2 separate regions of the Homo sapiens genome follow, and region 1 is linked to region 2. A link is an interaction called in ENCODE POLR2A ChIA-PET data of the cell type or tissue named here. Cell type or tissue: MCF 10A. All regions are shown on one strand. Each heading gives the region's core, and the rest is flanking DNA. Links, peaks and the distances in the headings are about the cores only. Region 1 overlaps SLC35E1 (solute carrier family 35 member E1). Region 2 overlaps EPS15L1 (epidermal growth factor receptor pathway substrate 15 like 1).

Region 1 (4,385 bases), core at 197-4,196, 86 kb after region 2:
AGGATGCCATGGTGTGGACTCACCACAATTTACTGAAGTGAGACTCTAGTCTCCTGGCTTGGTTCCATTTTTAGGCCACTGTTAAAAGTGTCTTAAGTGTATATAGGGTTGGGCGTGGAGGTTCACGCCTGTAATCCCAGGACTTTTGGAGGCCAAGGCGGGCAGATCACTTGAGGCCAGGAGTTCGAGACCAGCCTGGCCAACATGGAGAAATCCCGTTTCTACTAAAAAATAAATAATTAGCCGGGCGTGGTGGCACGTGCCTGTAATCCCAGCTACTCGGGAGGCTGAGGCAGGAGACTCACTTGAGTCTGGAGGTGGAGGTTGTAGTAAGCCGAGACTGCACCACTGTACTCTAGCCTGGGCAACAGAGTGACTCTGTCTCAAAAAAAAAGTGTCTTAGTAGATACAAACCTTGTGTAGAGTCAAAGGGTGTGCAAATTCAATACTGAGATTGCTCAGCTACCTTCTAGAAAGTTAGTACACCCACGGTCACTACTTTCATACATTTGTTTCAGATTGTTTAAAATGCTGCTGGGTATGGTGGCTCATGCCTGTAATCCCAGCACTTTGGGAGGCTGAGGCAGGCGGCTCACTTAAGTCAGGATTTCGAGACCAGCCTGGCCAACATGGTGAAACCCCATCTCTACTAAAAATACAAAAATTAGCCGGGCGTGGGGGCAGGCACCTTTAATTCCAGCTAATCAGGAGGCTGAGGCAGGATAATCACTTGAACCTGGGAGGGGAAGGTTGCAGCAAACCGAGATTGCGCCACTGCCCTCTAGCCTGGGTGACAGAGCGAGACTCTGTCTCAAAACAAAAACAGAAACAAAAAAGCCATGTATCTGAGATTGAAAATATAAGCCTCAGAGGGACCTCTACCAAGCTCATTTCAAAGGGTCAAATCAGAATCTACTGGTCAGAAGAAAGCAGTAGAAAGAGCTGGTAGACTGGCTGCTGCAGATACTCTCCAGCAAGTAAAGTGGACACCTCGAGTGAGATGAGCCTTGTGAAGGGACTCACCTAAGCAGCAACATGGAGGGCCAGGTGCACTGAGGGGGTTCTGTGGCCCATATGTCTGCTAGTTGTGATTTCTTGAGTCTGGACCCCTTAATCGGAATGGTCTCATTGTGGTCAGGGTCAGATGGTAACTAAAGTTTTGTGGGGTTTTATTGAAGACAGGGTCTCGCTCTGTCACCCAGGCTGGAGTGTAGCAGTGCGATCTCGGCTCACTGCAACCTCTGCCTCCCACGTTCAAGCGATTCTCCTGCCTCAGCCTCCCAAGTAGCTGGGATTACAGGAGCGTGCCACCACGCCTGGCTAGTTTTTTGTATTTTTAGTCGAGATGGGCTTTCACTATGTTGGCCAGGCTGGTTTTGCACTCCTGACCTCAGGTGATCTGCCCACCTTGGCTTCCCAAAATATTAGGATTACAGGCGTAAGCCCTGCCACCTCCCCCTAGTCCCCCATCCCCCGGGTCTTAGCATTTCTAAGTAGCTCCCATGTGCTACTTAGTTACATACCTGTCATTTAGGCTGAGTGCTTTGAAGGTAGGAGGCTTACATATCTGTTTCCTGCTGCTTGACACAGCCAGTGCTTAGTAAATCACTAAACAAAAAGATTATGAATGAAAAGGACATGGGCAACAGTTTCAGCAGAAACTCAAACCCTTTCTGTCTGAAAGAAATCCTTTGCTGGGGATGGCTTAAGTAATGGGGAAAAATGGGTTCTGGAGCCAGATTTAAGCAGTTATGTAATCCCAGATGAGTGACTTGACCCCGTTGGGCCTCATTTTCACCTGAAAAACAAGGCTAATAAAACTCACAAAGGTATCGTGTGTGAAAAGCTCACCACTGAGCTGGGCATGTAGCAGGTACACAGTCTTGGCTGTCAATACTCAAAAATGGCTTCAGGCTGGGCACGGTGGCTCACACCTGTAATCCCAACACTATGGGAGCCAAGGCAGGTGGATCACTTGAGCCCAGGAGTTCCGGACCAGCCTGGGTAACACAGAGCCCCATCTCTAAAAATATTTTAAAAATTAGCTGGGTGTGGTAGTGTACACCTGGACCAGCTACTTGGGAGGCTGAGGCAGGGGACTGGAATGTAGGGTTTGGTGCTGCAGGAAGCTGTGGTCGTGCCACCGCAGTCCAGCTTGGGTAATAAGGTGAGACCCTGTCTCTTAAACCAAAAACATAACAGGCCAGATAGCTTGAGCCCCAGAGTTTGAGACTAGCCTGGGCAACAAGGTGAAACTCCATCTTTACAAAAAATACAAAAATTAGCCAGGTTTGGTGGCACATGCCTGTATCCCAGCTACTTGGGAGGCTGAGGCGGAAGGATCCCTTGAGTCTGGGAGGTTGTGGCTGCTGAGAGCCGGGATTGCGCCACTGTACTCCAGCCTGGGCGACAGAATGAGATCCTGTCTCAAAAAACATGAAACATACCAAAAAAAAAAAAAAAAGTTTCATAAGCACAGCTGCCACAATGTTCCTGGACTTCCCATGTTATTCCGTTCAATAAAGTCACGTCATTAATTTAGCTGTGATCCTATTTTCATTGTATCATCTAATCAATTCACAAATTGCACGTCCTTATTTTTGGCTCAGAAGAAAAAACAAAGGTTGCAGTAAATCCAGACGTGACAGCCAAGTTGGCTTGCTCTTTCTCCTCCTTCCACATTTTGTTGCTGGGCACACTGAAGACAGGGCCACTCAAAAAGAGACCCTCGCTGACAAATCGGGACCAATTTTGATTCCCTGGAAACCATCATTTATTTTTGGTAAATGCCAGTGAGGAATATACACGTCATTCCTGCAGAAAAGTCTATAGCATTTAAGTCTTGAAAACAGGTGACAATTGAAAAACATTATAATATTTTCAGGTCTTTTAATAATTCAATGCTCTGTGTCCTTCAGGCTGTGAGACCCTAAGGTATTGGGGTCTGGTAATGTCCCAGCTATAGCAAAGGGCCTGTTGGGTGACATAGGACAAATATACAGCAAAATTCAGAAACTGCAAGTGCTTCCTCACTTGAACGGATCTGGCCCCTTTGTGGTAGGGGCTTGACTGTTCCTAGAATGAATGACTTAAAATAAGGTGGTTAAAAATTCTGCAGTGAGTCTCGCCATGGTGAACAAACATGATTCAGAAATGCCTCCTTCTATAAAATGAAGGAGCTGGGTTGGAGTCAGTATTACCAGCCAGACCATACCCTGATGGGTAAAGGAAATTCTCTACCACAGAGCTCAGCAGTGAGGTGGCTGAGAGGAAGGCAGGCCTGCAGATGAAAGCGTGGGAGTGGAGCATGTGGGGCGGGCACTGTCCGGCTGGGAAAACCCAGCCTTCAAGAGGCCATTGTCAATCAGGCTGGGCACGGTGGCTCATGCCTGTCATCCTAGCACTTTGGGAGGCCAAGGTGGGCGGATCATTTGAGGCCAGGAGTTCGAGACCAGCCTGGCCAACATGGTGAAACCCTGTCTCTACTAAAAACACAAAAAATTAGCCAGCCGTGGTGGTGCATGCCTGTAATCCCAGCTACTCGGGAGGCTGAGGCACGAGAATCACCTGAACCCGGGGGATGGAGGTTGTAGTGAGCTGAGACTGCGCCACTGCACTCCAGCCTGAGCAACAAAGCAAGACTCCATCTTGGCAGGGGGCGGGGGGATGTGGACCTTCAAGTCTCAGAAATATGTGTTTGTCTTTTGATCTGCTGATTTGGTGTAACGTGATTGCCTCATTCATTCCAGTGTACGTACTTGCTGTAAATTTATATACAGAATTAAATAGCCCATTTATTAATTTATAAACCATAATAAAACCAGACAGTCATTTCCCGTCACCAGCAGATCTTGCATTGGAAAAGGAAAATAATATACAAATTTCAGCAACTTCAGAGATTTCAGGAAGCCTGAATGGAGGTCGAATTCATTTTGGAGTTCAATAATATGTTCAAAGAATCAGGTACTATATATAATCATATAGACAACTCCCGTAATATCTCCGCAGTGCAAAATTATCCCTGTTTCTTGTCATTCACCAGTGAGAAAAATCCAACTGCAGACTTGACTGCCTTCGGTGAAGGCACACGGCAAGTTCTTCTGACAAATAACACCCTTTGGGATTGACTCTTCACGTTTTACACAGCAATTGTCTCAGCTTGGGACCAAAGTATTTACAAAGCAAGCGAACAAGAGACGAAGCAAGAGGGACACTTCTGAGGCCGGTGGTGCGGAAACTCACCGCCAAACAGGGTGGGGGGCCAGTCACCTCTTCAGGAGTGTCCCATGTGTCAGCTGACATAACATCTTAAATACAGAATTCCAATTGAAAGAAAAACAAACAACAACAAAAGAAACACCAGTCAAGCATAAGTGATGTTACTT
Region 2 (4,385 bases), core at 277-4,276:
CTCACGCCTGTAATCCCAGCACTTTGGGAGGCCGAGGCGGGCGGATCATGAGGTCAGGAGATCGAGACCATCCTGGCTAACACGGTGAAACCCCGTCTCTACTAAAAATACAAAAATTAGCCGGGCGTGGTGGCAGGCGCCTGTAGTCCCAGCTACTCAGGAGGCTGAGGCAGGAGAATGGCATGAACCCGGGAGACGGAGCTTGCAGTGAGCCGAGATTGCGCCACTGCACTCCAGCCTGGGCGACAGAGCAAGACTCCGTCTCTTAAAAAAAAAAAAAAAAAGAAAGAAAGAAAAGCCAGCTGGGCATAGTGGCTGACACATGCAATCCCAGCACTTTCGGAGGCCGAGGCAGGTGGATCGCTTTGAGCTCAGGAGTTCGAAACTGGCCTAGGCAACATGGAGAAACCCCATCTCTACAAAAAATACAAAAATTGGCAGGGTGTGGTGGCATACACGTGTGGTCCCAGCTACTCGGAGGGCTGAGGCTGGAAAATCACTTGAACCCAAGAGGCAAAGGTTGCGGTGAGCTGAGATCGCGCCACTGCACTCCAGCCTGGGTCACAGAGTGAGACTCTGTCTCAAAAAAAAGAAAGAAAGAAAGAAAGAAAAGCCAGTTTTCTACAGATTGGCGTAATGACAGAGGCACACTTGTTGATGTCACTTACACAAGAGGAAAGCCCTTTCCTCACCCTCTGATGAGCGGAGGTGAGGAGGTAGCAGGGCCCCAGCCCTGGTGGTGCCCTGACTGCTGTCACCGGCCAGTGGGCTCGAGCAGGCGGCTCTGGGCCCTGTGCCTGTTTCTTCACCCAAGAGACAAAACGTTCCCTTCTGTCAACTACCCTCAAAGACAGCTGGAGAGACAGACTGCGCTCCTGGCTGCTGTTCCAAGTACCCAGCCTCCAATCAACAGATATCACCAGCCTACTATGTGCCAGGAGCCCAGATTTCAGGGGCTGGGAACCCAGCAGGGAGCAGGAAAGACAGAGCTCCTCGACCCTCCCGGAGCCCATGGTGTGGCAATCATAGGACAAAATGGTGGCTTTGGAGCCCATGGTCTGATTCAGACGCCTGTTCTCCATGGGGGTCTGACCAGTTGTTTTACCTCTCTCCCTCTCAGTTTCCTCATCTAGAAACAAGCACAGGGACAATGGCACCATTGTTGGTCCCACAACATTCCCTCACTCCTGCATCAGACCTGTGCCCCAAATCTCTCCCCAGGGCCCAGAGCTGCCTGCCTGGGCCCACTCACTGGTGAGGGCAGTCAGGGTACCACCAGGGCTGGGGTCCCGTTGCCACCTGTTCTGGGAGACCAGGTTACCAGAATCAGGGAAGTGGGGGGGAGGGCATGGTGGCTCACACCTGTAATCCCAGCACTTTGGGGGGCCAAGGTGGGTGGATCACTAGAGGCCAGGAGTTCGAGACCAGCCTGGCCAACATGGTGAAACCCTGTCTCTACTAAAAATACAAAAATACAAAAAAATTAGCCAGGCTTGGTGGTGTGCACCTGTAATCCCAGCTACTTGGGAGGCTGAGGCAGAATTGCTTGAGCCCAGATGGCGGAAGCTGCAGTGAGCCAAGATCATGCCATTACACTCCAGCCTGGGTGACAAAGCGGGACTCCACCTCAAGAAAAAATAAAGTAAAACAAAGAATCAGGGAAGTGGGACTCTGAGAAGGCAGAGAGGGGGCCAGGAAGCTGTGAAGATGGTGGTGGGAGACAGGGCCTGTGCAAAGGGTGGGGGCAGGACACTGGTCCACGCAGTGTACAGCCAGTCAGAGAGGCTGCACCCAGCTGCTTCCTCCAGGCCTGTTGGAACAGAGGAGGGAAAAGACAAAAGGAGGCACAGGCGCCCTCTTCCTCCTGTCCTTTATTCCCAGCCCAGTGGAGGTGATTCATCCCACCGCTGTGGGTGCCACCTGACTTCCACGAGTGTGTCACACTATGTCCTAATTTTCTGTGTGCCTGGGTGCCCAGCTGCAGTTGAGCTGACCTGGAGGGTGGGGCTCGGTTTTATTTATCTTGGTCCCAAGACAGCACACAGTAGCTCAGCAGACAGAATCTCATGGTGCCCCAGCCCCAGAGCTGGTCTTCTTTTTGACTGTACCTAAATGTGGGGTCTCACGTGGCTTGGAGGGTTTCCTGCAAAGTGATGGGTTTTGACTCAACTGACACAGCCACAGCCCACCAGGCTCTGCCCACCAGGCACTCCCACTGCTGCTGTCCTGGCTCCCTGAAGGTGGCCTCAACCTGACGGTTGCAGACACTATGCCTGCTTCTTCCCCCTGCTTCCTCTCCCACCTAGACCCTCACCTGTCCAAACAGCTACCCCACATATTCCTTTCACCCCCAGCCCTTTCTACTCTTCCTGAAACAACCTCAGGCCAGGTTCCTCTTGATCACTTCATGCCCATATCACAGAGACTGTCTCGGAGCTAGAACCCAGCTCCAAGCACTCCCTGTGTAAGCAGCCAGATCATCTAAAGGTGTCACTCCTCAAGAACCTGCCATAGCTCCCTACTGCCTCTCATAATGTGGCCCATGCTACTCTTCCCTCAACAGATGATTGTTGAGCACCTGAGTGCCAGCTGCAGCCTGGCAAACAAGGATGAATAAAACAGGCACAGTCTCTGCCCTTGTGGACCTAGTCTAGGTGGTTGGGGAAGACAGACCATCAATCAACCCCGCAAAGAGAAAATTATAAACGGCTAAATGGAAAAGGTGTCCATCTCCACCAGTGGTAACAGAGATGCTGGGCCAGTTTGTCAGGAAAGGCTTCCCTGAGGAAGTGATGCCCCAGCTGATATGAAAAGGTGTAGGGATTCACCAGAGGATGAAGGGTTTGGAAAGAGCATTCCAGAGAGAGGGAATAGCAGATGCAAACGCCTTGAGGCAAGATGAAGGATCGCCTGCGCAGATGACAGAAAGAGGGGCCAGGGGGCCACAGAGCAGAGGGAATGAGGACTGCAGGCCTGGGAAACACGGGGAGCAGGTGTGCTGTCAGCTGCCGGTAGCAGCGCCTGATCCAGCCTGGCTGGTGTGCCCAAGAGGAGGAGAAGTGACTTTATGTCAGCCTGACCTGCAGGCAGTCAGTAAACAGATTCTGTTATCAGGTCTACATTCCACACCACAGGCAGTGCAGATGGAAATCCGAGACAAATGTCTGTGGTCATCTGTGACCTTTACTTTCACCCCAAAGCTTGTAGTATCAAGAGCTGGGACTCCTATGAAGGGAAAAGCCCAAAGAAGCTTTAAGAGCTAATGGTCTGCACTCCATGCAGGAGCAAACTTCAGGGCCACCACTCTGACCAGCGGTAAAACCCAGTCCAGCGCGAAGGACAGTGGGCAGGTCTCAGCTCCTCAGCCCCCACCAGCCACTGGCCACTCTCTCGGCAAGCAGACATCCTGTCAGTTCGGCCGATTTGTAGCCCAGACACAAACTCTCACGTCTTATTTACCAAAAGACCTTCCTCCTCTCATCCCTGAGCTGCCTAAATTAAAGGAAGGACATGAACCCCAAAGTCCCAGCCGCATGTTTTGGCCCTTTGACCTAGACCTGCAGCCTCTCAGCTCTGGCTCAGTCCTCTTTGCCTCCGTGTGAAAGGCTATTCCCCATGGCCTAGACCAGGGGTGTCCAATCTTTTGGCTTCCCTGGGCCACACTAGAATTGTCTTGGGCCACACATAAAATACACTAACACTAACACTAACACTAACACTAACACTAACACTAATGATAGCTGATGAGCTTTAAAAAATTCACGGGTGGGCATGGTGGCTCACGCCTGTAATCCCAGCACTTTGGGAGGCCAAGGCGGGCAGATCACAAGGTCAGATCGAGACCATCCTGCCTAACCAGTGAAACCCCGTCTCTACTAAAAATACAAAAAATTAGCCAGGTGTGGTGGCGGGTGCCTGTAGTCCCAGCTACGCAGGAGGCTGAGGCAGTAGAATGGCATGAACCCAGGAGGCGGAGCTTGCAGTGAGCCGAAATTGCACCACTGCACTCCAGCCTGGGCAACAGAGCGAGACTTAGTCTCAAAAAAAAAAAAAAAATTCACAAGAAAACCTCATAATGTTTTAGGAAAGTTTACAAATTTGTGTTGGGCTGCATTCAAAGCCATCCTGGGCCACATGCAGCCATGGGTTGGACAAGCTTGGCCTACACCAAACACGCCCTCTCCTCCATACAACCATGTCCAACACCCAAATGGAAGCCAGTCATCTGCCCCTCCTGCAGCTTGGACCACCCGTGACCTGAGCCTCTGCTGTGGGCCGGGCCTGGACAACTCAATTCTGCATGGGCCAGGAGCACTGATTACCACTCTGGCAGGGAAACCTTTGGATTCTCCTAAAGACAACTGGCTGGGAGTGGTGGCTCACAC

What was found. Peaks named below come from ENCODE experiments on the same cell type or tissue, not always from the same donor. Only the 100,000 strongest peaks of a DNase experiment are listed, where the experiment ranks them.
Region 1: POLR2A ChIA-PET joins it to region 2 with 5 read pairs; 5 of 35 experiments call an interaction of 5 or more read pairs at or near these places.

What each region holds. Positions count from the first base shown.
Region 1 is chr19:16,547,082-16,551,466 of GRCh38, forward strand. It overlaps SLC35E1 (solute carrier family 35 member E1), which reads right to left. Exons shown (of 6, transcript NM_024881.5): 6 at 2,756-4,385. Among named protein-coding and RNA genes, the nearest start is that of CHERP, 6.8 kb to the left of the region's middle. RefSeq lists an enhancer at 957-1,056. In MCF 10A, for the core only: no CTCF peak of the experiment used is centred there; no DNase peak of the experiment used is centred there.
Region 2 is chr19:16,461,039-16,465,423 of GRCh38, forward strand. All of the region lies in intron 1 of EPS15L1 (epidermal growth factor receptor pathway substrate 15 like 1), which reads right to left. Among named protein-coding and RNA genes, the nearest start is that of EPS15L1, 8.7 kb to the right of the region's middle. RefSeq lists enhancers at 592-1,259, 1,260-1,927, 3,638-4,385. In MCF 10A, for the core only: no CTCF peak of the experiment used is centred there; a DNase peak (open chromatin) is centred at 1,933.